2 separate regions of the Homo sapiens genome follow, and region 1 is linked to region 2. A link is an interaction called in ENCODE POLR2A ChIA-PET data of the cell type or tissue named here. Cell type or tissue: MCF 10A. All regions are shown on one strand. Region 1 overlaps NEMP2-DT (NEMP2 divergent transcript). Region 2 overlaps NAB1 (NGFI-A binding protein 1).

What was found. Peaks named below come from ENCODE experiments on the same cell type or tissue, not always from the same donor. Only the 100,000 strongest peaks of a DNase experiment are listed, where the experiment ranks them.
Region 1: POLR2A ChIA-PET joins it to region 2 with 5 read pairs; 5 of 35 experiments call an interaction of 5 or more read pairs at or near these places.

The regions. Positions count from the first base shown.
Region 1 is chr2:190,550,056-190,555,055 of GRCh38, forward strand. The region is part of intron 1 of NEMP2-DT (NEMP2 divergent transcript); the gene reads left to right. It also overlaps a transcript of NEMP2 not described here, the pseudogene LOC124906136 and the pseudogene RN7SKP179. Among named protein-coding and RNA genes, the nearest start is that of NEMP2-DT, 18 kb to the left of the region's middle. In MCF 10A, no CTCF peak of the experiment used is centred here; a DNase peak (open chromatin) is centred at 2,016.
Region 2 is chr2:190,660,698-190,665,697 of GRCh38, forward strand. The region is part of intron 4 of NAB1 (NGFI-A binding protein 1); the gene reads left to right. Among named protein-coding and RNA genes, the nearest start is that of NAB1, 14 kb to the left of the region's middle. In MCF 10A, no CTCF peak of the experiment used is centred here; no DNase peak of the experiment used is centred here.

The sequences.
Region 1 (5,000 bases), 110 kb before region 2:
ATAGCTTTATTTATACTACATTGCATCTCTTTTCCCCATATCAAGATTCCTAGTTCCCAGGTATACAGTAGATGACAGTGTCTTAATCTGTTTGGGGTGCTATAACAAAATACTATAAACTGGATAGCTTACAAAGAACAGATATTTATTTTTGACAAATCTGAAGGTTGGGAAGTCCAGGATCAAGATACCGGTAGATTCCATGTCTGGTGAGGGCCTGTTTCCCAGTTTATAGGTGGCTCCTTCTTACTATGTCCCCACCTGGTGGAATGGGTGAACAAGCTACCTGGTGCATCTTTTATAAGGGCACTAATTCCATTCATGAGGGCTCTGCTCTCACAACCTAATCCCCCGACAAGGCCCTACCTCCTAATACTATCACCTTGGGGGTTAAGATTTCAACATATAAATTTTGGGGGGACACAAACATTCAAACCATAGCGATGAAATTAGAATATCTCATAATTACTCATTAACTTTATTCCACGTTACACACACAACAGGATCAGAATAATAATACACATACTACTACCAATAGCATAAGAACAAAATACAGCTTAAAGTACTTTTTTCATATCATCTCCCTTCTCTATTTTTTAATAGCAGTGCTATATCTGCATTTTGTACAAATGTAGCCTTTACATGTTATGCTCTCTCTTAACTCACACTTATTATTAGTTTCAGGTAACTGTCTTTAATGTATACCATCAGTCCTCATGTTGATATATCTTTTAATGATCTGAAACTCATTCACTAGAATCTTTAGGAAGGGCTAAAAAACAGTATTCTCAAAGTTTTTGTCTTCACTCGTTTGTGTGGATGCCTGGTAACCTAGTCATTGTAAATATTGTTCAGTGGCTTTTATAGTTGAGCATTTTAATGTTGGTTCATATTGTATTCCTTGAGTCTCTTTAGTATGTTATTCTGTTTTCTTTTGGCATAAAGTATTGTTGTAAAAAATATGATGGTAATCTAATCTTCTTACCCTTACAAATCACTTGCTGGTTTTGACTTCATAGCCAATGGACTTTTTTTTTTTTTTTTTAAGTTCATCCATCTTACTAGAAATACATCTTGGTGTTATTTGTTGTAGGTCAATATTCTCAGCTACATAGTGTGCTTTTTCAACATATAGTTTCATATTATTGTTTAGGGAAAATTTTCTCCAACTATAGTTTTAAATATTTGTTTTGTCCCCTTGTTTTACTTTTCTTCTTCATAGATTCTGGTTATTTGTGGTTGAATCTTCTCATCCATCTTCAATATTTGTCAATTTCTCTCTAATGGTTTTAATCTTTTTCTTTATTTCTTTTTCATTTAATTTTTTTTTCTTCTTTTTTCAATTTTCTATTTCTCCTAGGGCAAAGTTTGTTTTGTTTTCTTTGCTCTTCTGTTTCTCCTAGTATAGTTTCATTTCTGAAATAATTTTTATTTTATTTCTAATTGTCCCCTGAGTTCTGCCACCTCAATTCTGAGTTTTTAAAATTTGGATTAATGTTTGCATTTCATTTCTTGTATCATTTTCTTAATGTATTTTAGCTTCTTTTGAAATAGAAAGTTATAGTTTAGATTTGTTCTGTGAGCATGTCTTTCTTGTGTAGGGATTTTTCTGCTCATTTTTTCCCCTTAGGAATAAGTGCAAGAGATTTCGCCTCAATACTTTTCTGTTTTAAATTTTTACATGAAAGTGTCTTTCCATAACTGTTAGTAGGACTGATTCGTGATTTTTGGGTAGCTTCTCTAACTTCACACAAACTCCCTCTTCTGTTGTTTTTATGTATTAAAAAGAGTCAGCTTGCCGTATAAGATTTCCTGGTTCTATTCCCTCCTCTCCCGTTATCTGGGCCTCCTTTATCAGTTGTTCTGCTATCCATGTCTCTGTCCAGCTCCATTTTGATTCCACTTGGTATTTCTCTTTAGTGTGACCCAGTCCTGGAAGGGAATCCTGGAAGGGAGCCCGGGCAGGTCATGTTTCTAGAGAGAAATCGTAAGATCTAGATTGCTTAAGCACTCTCAGTCTTTGTAGCAGACCTTTTGCACTCACAACTTGTGGGTTGGGCAAGACCTACCCACGTGTTTCCCAGTAAATAGCTGTTGCTGTTTTGGGCTTCCCTCATTCTCAAGTCTGTCAAAGTCTGTCAAGTTTCATTGCTTCCCCCCTTGCTTCCTCCTGCTCAGATGCTGATATAATTCAGGTCTTGTGGCTGTTTGGTGGTTCGTCTTCATTCATCAGTGTGGATGCCTGGTAACTAGTCATTATAAATATTGTCTCTGAGTTTTTTATTTTGTTAAGTAGTTACTCTGTTTTTATGTTGAGATTTGGATTTTAAAATATACTGCTGCCACTGTCATCTTCCCAGAACCCACTGAATAGATTAAAAATATTCTCTTCTTTGGCTGGTCAAGGTGGCTCCTGCTGTAATCCCAGTGCTTTGGGAGGCTAAGGCAGGAGGCCAGGAGTTCAAGACAAGCCTGGGTAACATACCAAGACCCCATCTCTACCAGTGAAAGAAAAATAGCCAGGAGTGGTGGCACACACCTATAATCCCAGCTACTTGGGAGGCTGAGGCAGAAAGATTGCTTGATTCCAGGAGTTCGAGGCTACAGTGAGCTATGATCCCACCACTGCACTCCAGCTTGGGCAATAGAGTGAGAACCTATCTCAAAAAAAAAAAAATTCTCTTTGCTACGTAGAATCCCCATTTTCACAAGAATCAGAAATGGTAAATTGGTATTAACTTTCTAAGCTTTGATAATGTAATTGTAACTTCAACAGTTTAGGGAATGTGTTCTCAATGTTATAAAATCCTCTAAGAATTGTATAGCAGTGTATTTTTTTCAGTCTACTGCTGGTATGGTTAAAGAGAGAAAATATCTGTGTCCTAGAACCAGTTAAAAAAAATTAAGTGTTCCAAGTATTAATGGAAACCAAATTTACACAAAACTTTGGTACAAAGCAGTTCGTAAGCAGAATATTATAAAAATAACAATTTCTTTTTTTTTTTTGTGAGGGGTTTTCCTGGAAAAGCTGCTAGACAAATTCTAAAAGAGCTGTAACACTAAAAAACAACAATTCTTATTATTGTAGAGGAAGAGGTCTATTTACACAGTGTTTTCACATACACTACCTCATTTAATCCTCAAAATAGTCCTCTTAGGGAGATACTGTTATTATGCATTCCATTCTTCGTCAGAAAAAAAAAATTGAACTTAGAGAACTCAAATGACTTGATTTAAGATTGTAGCAAGAAGGACTCTTACCACCTCTACCTGCAAAGTGTTCACTTTTCCACCAAGGGCTCAGCTTTGGTGAGATCCCTGTGTAGCATGTGGAAAGAAGTAGAAACCTGCCTAGTCAGCTCTATCAGTCATATACTCCCAGAGGACCCACAGGGTGACAGGTGCTGCAGGCAGATCACTCTCATGGTCTGGCTAAAAGCTTTGTCTAGCACCTTAAAGCCTGTAAGTGACAGGAGTGGCATTTGAATTGAGGTTTTCTGACTACAAATCCTCTGGTTTGCTTTTTCGTGCTAGCTAACATCCACTTCAGCAGAGAGCTTTGTGGAGCCTGTAGCTTGAGCAGCTCCAGGTGGCATCACAAAATCTGCGTGTTGCTGAACATGAGTAGCTTTGATTCATGATAGGTGTGAGAGGACCATGTCAGAACATTTCTGGTGATTGTGGCAGCATTTCTCAAACATTTACTCCTGAGTGCTCCGAGAGGCAGAGAGGAGGATCCTGTCCTACATCTCCATGGACTCTTTTATTACATTCTAATATTTTTACCTTAAAATTCATGCTGAGAGAGATTGCTGGCAAGATGGCTGAATAGGAACAGCTCTGGTCTACAACTTCCAGTGAGATCAATGCAGAAGGCGAGTGATATCTGCATTTCCAACTGAGGTACCCAGTTCATCTCACTGGGACTGGTTGGGCAGTGGGTGCAGCCCAAGGAGGGCGAGCTGAAGCAGGGTGGGGCATCGCCTCATCCGGGAAGCACAAGGGGTCAGGGGAACTCCCTCTCCTAGCCGAGGGAAGTCATTAGGCACTGTACCATGCACTCCGGCCCAGATACTGCGCTTTTCCCACAGTCCTCACAACCCACAGACCAGGAGAGTCCCTCCAGTGCCTACGTCACCAGGGCCCTGGGTTTCCAGCACAAAACTGGGCAGCTGTTTGGGCAGATACCGAGCTAGCCGCAGGAGTTTTTTTTTCATACCTCAGTGCGCCTGGAACACCAGGGAGACAGAACCGTTGACTCCCCTGGAAAGGAGACTGAAGCCAGGGAGCCAAGTGGTCTGGCTCTGCAGGTCCCACCCCCACAGAGCCTAGCAAGCTAAGATCCACTGGCTTAAAATTCTTGCTGCCAGCACAGCAGTCTGAGCTCGACCTGGGACTCTGGAGCTTGGTGGAGGGAAGGGTGTCCACCATTGCTGAGGCTTGAGTAGGTGGTTTTACCCTCACAGTGTAAACAAAGCCACCAGGAATTTCAAACTGGGCGGAGCCCACTGCAGCTCAGCAAGGCCTCTGCAGCCAGATTGCCTCTCCAGGTTCCCTCCTCTCTGGGCAGGGCATCTCTGAAAAAAAGGCAACAGTCCCAGTCAGGGACTTATAGATAAAACCCCCACTTCCCTGGGACAGAGCACCTGGGGGAAGGGGCGGTTGTGGAGGCAGCTTCAGCAGACTTAAACGTCCCTGCCTGGCAGCACTGAAGAGAGCAGTGGATCTCACAGCACAGTGTTCAGGCTCCGATAAGGGACAGTGTGCCTCCTCAAGTGGGTCCCTGACACCCAGGTATCCTGACTGGGAGACACCTCCCAATAGGGGCCGACAGACACCTCATACAGGAGAGCTCTGGCTGGCAACTCGTGGGTGCCCCTCTGGGACAAAGCTTCCAGAGGAAGGAACAGGCAGCAATCTTTGCTGTTCTGCAGCCTCTGCTGGTGATACCCAGGCGAACAGGGTCTGGAGTGGACCTCCAGCAAGCTCCAGCAAGCTCC
Region 2 (5,000 bases):
TCTTTTCCTTCAAGTAGAATGACCGTTCCTTTCCATTTTTATCCCTACATATACTTTTGTCACAATAACTTTAACTTCTTATTGTACTTATTTGTATACTGGTCTGTGCTTCACAGTATACTCTGGGTTTCTTCAAGGCAGAGATAATGTCTCCTTCATCTTTATATCCCCAGAGTCAAATGTACACAATAAGTGCTTGGAAAATAAATGCGTTTTCAAAAGTTAAAAAGACTATGTCATAGCTAATTTTTTTTTTTTTTTTGAGATGGGGGTCTCACTCTGTCACGCAAGCTAGAGTGCAGTGGGTGCAGCCTGGACCTCCAGGGTTCAAGCAGTCCTCCCTGCTCAGCCTCTTGAGTAGCTTGGACAACAGGTGTGTGCCACCACACCAAGTTAATTTTTTAAGTTTTTCATAGAGATGGGAGTTTCTCCATTGTTGCCCAGGCTGGTCTCAAGCTCCTGGGCTCAACTGATAGAACTGTCTTGTCCTCCCAAAGTGCTGGAATTACAGGTATGAGCCACTGTACCTAGCCTGATCTTTTTAAATAAATGATTTTAGACATGAATGTTGGAGCTTGAGATCAGATAATTGGTTAGCAGAATTACTTAAGTCATAGCCAGCCTGTGACTTGATCTATTTTGGGAGTATCCTTTGAACCAGTAGAGGAATCCACTAAAAGGGCTATATGGCTGTCATTAGTAGAAAAACAAAAGGCAAAATGTGTTGGCAATTTTAGTTTCATGCTTTAACCTAGTTTTCTTATAATTTTTAAAACATAGCAGATGAAATACAAAGTTGAGTCGAAATACATGTGTTTTTTATCAAAGTAAAAGTATTTCTAAAAGATTAACAAACCTAGTTAACCTGACTTAAAAAAAAATCATACCCTACTTTTAAAAAATGTAAAAAGAATTATTTTACACTTAGCTTTTGCTAAGGGGCTCTTTGCCTCTTTAGATAAGTAGGTACATATGATATTTAAGTGATGAGACCATGAATTTCACAAAATAAGGAAATACTCAAAATGAATGCCAGTAGGCTGAAATGTGGGGGTGGGGGCTTTGGAAGTTGTGGCTTGTGTTTTTGAAACTTAACTTAGGCCTTCTTGTTACTTGTACTCCAGTATGTGAATCTGGTCCAATAATATAGTTTAGGATAAATGTTTGTGAATCAGGAAGCTTTCTTAAAACTAGTAACTATCCAAGATCTTGGAAGAAATTACAGAATCCTGGGGGAATTGAAAGAAGGTACTATTAGGTATATCTTTTAGGTATTATGAGAATTTTGTATTTTTTCTCCTGATTATTTAAAATTAGCAGAAGTTTTTTTAGTTCTAAGTTCCTGAGATTAAAGAATGTTGCTAGTTTGTACTCAATTTCCACATAAGGAATACATGACTTACTCTTAATTCATTGTTGGCTTAATCTCACTGTTCTGAGGATTTTCTTCATATAAATTGTGTGGATACTGTTCTCTTAATCTTTCAAGACATAGAGCTGTATGTAGGTCACTGGTGGATGAAATTCAGGAAGCTATCTATACCTGTAAGTTTTTTTCAACTGTTCAAGTACATAAGATTATTTTTCTTGTAAGAAGAAGAAAATATTTGTTTATATATTTATAATAACATAATTTGTTTCCAAATGTACACCGTAAAGAATTATGGAATGACTTATTGTTAAGCCCCTCTTTTTTTTTTTTTTAAGCTAAAGAATCAGCAATAGTCCTACAGCCTGGCTAAGTACAGTCTGTTTTATAGGTGTCAGATTGTGAAGAGAGTGAGGGCTGAAGCTTAGAACCACACACCTTGCTGGTGTTCGGCAGGTGCCAAGGGACAAACCCAGAGGCGATATCAGAAAAAAGCCAGCAGGCAATGTTGCATCTATCATAAGGGGTGTTAATAGATAGTAGGTGGTAAACTAGGCAAGCAGTGTACCCCTAATGTTAAATCAGTGAATGGATGAGGAGAGAGCAACTAAAACTTGGGAACAGCAAGGCAATAGAGAATGTAGAAACTTGTAATACTCAGAAATGTAAGCAGGTAGATAATTTGGCATTACAGAATATTTGTCAGCAGATAGCAGCTTCCAGTCAAAGAGCTCTAGAAAGATAGGAAGGAGAAGAGGAGAATGTAGTCAGCGGGTAACTGTAAGCTGAGCAGAAGAAACTCTGCAGGAATTGGGGTGCTGAGCAGGTTACCAAGATAAGGACCCAGGCCTATAGAATAAACAGTGATGCCAAGCTTAGGTCAGTTTCCATTATAGTGCTGAGAAGTCAAGGCTGAGTGTTTCAGAGGAGGCCAGCAATTTCACCTTTGAGAGAGGAGGAATGCTGAATCTGAGAACCGCATAAACGTGGTCACATTATTAAGTTAGCTTGTTTTATTCTGAACTCTCAATCTCAGAATTCATAGATTTCAGCATCTAACACTTGAAATGCTGGACTTTTCCTTCTGATGATTTTTAAAAATGAATTATGGTAGTCTATTTCTTGAGTCAATTTTGGTAAGTTACATTTTTCTAAGAATATCCATTTCATCTGAGTTTTCAAACTTAGTGGCGTAAAGTTATTTATAGTTTTTTAAGACCTAATATTGACCTAATATTGATTGTACACTTATCTCTCCTTAGCTCCTGACCAACCTTGCCAAAGGTTTGCCAATTTTATTCTTTTTTAGAGATCTGCAAACTAGGGTCTGTGTGCCCAGTCTCACTCACCTCCTGTTTTTATAAATAAATTTTTATTGGCACACAGCTGGGCCTATTTATTTATGTACTGTTTGTGGCTGATTTTGAGCTACAATGGTGAGTTAAGTAGTTGTGACACAGGCTGTTTGGCCCGTAAAGCCTAAAATATTTACTCTCTGGCCTTTTACAGAAAAAGCTTGCCAACCTCTGATCTTTTTGAAGAAGCCACTCTGGGCTTAGTTGCTATTCTTGCTTGTGCTGTACACGTGTATATATTTGTCTCCTCTCTTAGTTATTTTATTGTTCTTATCTAACTTAATTTGGGTGCTTAGTTCATTAATTTTTAGTCATTCTTTTTCTAATATGAGCAATTAAAGTATAAATTTTCACTATGTATTGATTCAGTGTTATTCCCAAAGTTTTGTTATGAGGTTATTTTATTATTTTTCAATTTTAATTATTTTTATGATTTCTGACCATGTGTTATTTAAAAGTGTTTCTTTATTTCCAAATATGAGTAATTTTTTTTCCTTATTTTTCCTAATGATTTCTGACTTAATTACATTGAGGGCAAGAGAACATGGTTTGTGTGATGCCAACCCTTTAAAATTTGTTGAGAGTTTAGTTATGATTCATTTTGTGGTCTGTGTTTTTTACGTTTGGAAACGATATCTTAAGCAGTTGTTAGTAGAGTGTTCTATATGTGTCTGTTCTAACAAGCTTATTAATTCTGTCATTCAAATCTTATATTCTTAACTATTATTTTGTCTGCTTGCTCTGTCAGTAAAAAGAGTTGTGTACTAAAATTTTACTGATTGTAGTGTTGTCTGTTTCTCTTTGTATTACGCAGTAATCTTATTAACCTTTAATAATGTATTTTGCTTTAGAAAGCTATTTTCTTTAATGTTGATATAAATACATGAGCTCTCTTTTTGTTAGTCATTGCCTATTACATCTTTATATCTTTTTTTTTTTTGGAGACAGGGTTCACTTTGTCACCCTAGCTGGAATGCAGTGGTGAGATCACAGCTTACTGTATCCTCGACCTCCCAGGCTTAGGTGATTCTCCCACTCAGCCTCCTGGGTAGCTGGGACCACAGGCATGTGCCACCACACCTAGCTAATTTCTTTCTTTTCTTTTTTCCTTCCTTCCTTCCTTCCTTCCTTCCTTCCTTTCTTCCTCTCTTTCTTTCTTCTTTCCTTTTTTTTTTTTTTTTTTTTTTTTTTTTGTAGGGACAGGGTTTCCACGTTGCCCAGGCTGGTCTCAAACTCCTGGGCTCAAGCGATCTATCTGCTTCAGCCTCCCCAAGTGTTGGGATTACAGACGTGAGCCACCACACCTGGTCTATTCCTTATTATATCTTTATATCATCCTTTTATTTTCAGCCTTTCTGAATCCATGTTTTATATATATCTTTTATAAATACTGATCAGTTGGATTTTAAAGAACCCAGTCAGACATGCTTTGTTTTTTAACTGGAATATTTGGTCCATGTACATTTATTATATGACTAATATTTTGGATTTTTTTCCATTATTTTATTTGTATCTCCCCTCTAGCCCTGATATACTTTCTGTACAGATTTATCATCTGGGATTAGCTTCCTTCTATCGAAAGCTCTTTTAGGATTTTCTTAATGAAGGCCTACTGGTGGCAAACTCTGTCCTTCCCTACCTACTGGAAAATATCTTTATTTTGCCCTCATTTTTAATTACTATTTATTTGGGGTATTAAATTCTATAATGTTAGTGGTTTTCCCTTAGTAATTAAAGATACCTTTGTGTAAATTAGCGGGGCGTGGTGGCGGGCACCTGTAGTCCTAGCTACTCGGGAGGCTGAGGCAGGAGAATGGCGTGAACCTGGGAGGCGGAGCTTGCAGTGAGCCAAGATCATGCCACTGCACTCCAGCCTGGGCGACAGAGCAAGACTCCATCTCAAAAAAAAAAAAAAAGTTAGTGGTTATTCTGCTATTTATTGTGTACTTTTAAAATCTTGTTTCTGTCCAATTCTCCTCTCCTGATTCTCAAGTTTCGTGGTTATTTTTACTGTACTGCTTTTTAGTCGTATTTTCAAATCCCTTTGTTTCTTCAAATGAAGTCTTTGAGGGTCTGATTTTGCTGTCTGTTGTTTCTACTAGTGTTCACTTTTGTTGCCTTGTTTCTTTTGATGTTTTATGATTTATGTGAATTCATATTTCTTGGAACTTTAACTGTGAGAACATTTGGAGTCCCGGGAAGAAAGTGAATTCCCTAGAGGTTATTTGCTTTTTCTTTTTACTGGGCATCTGGGGACATTACAAATCTAAGACCCT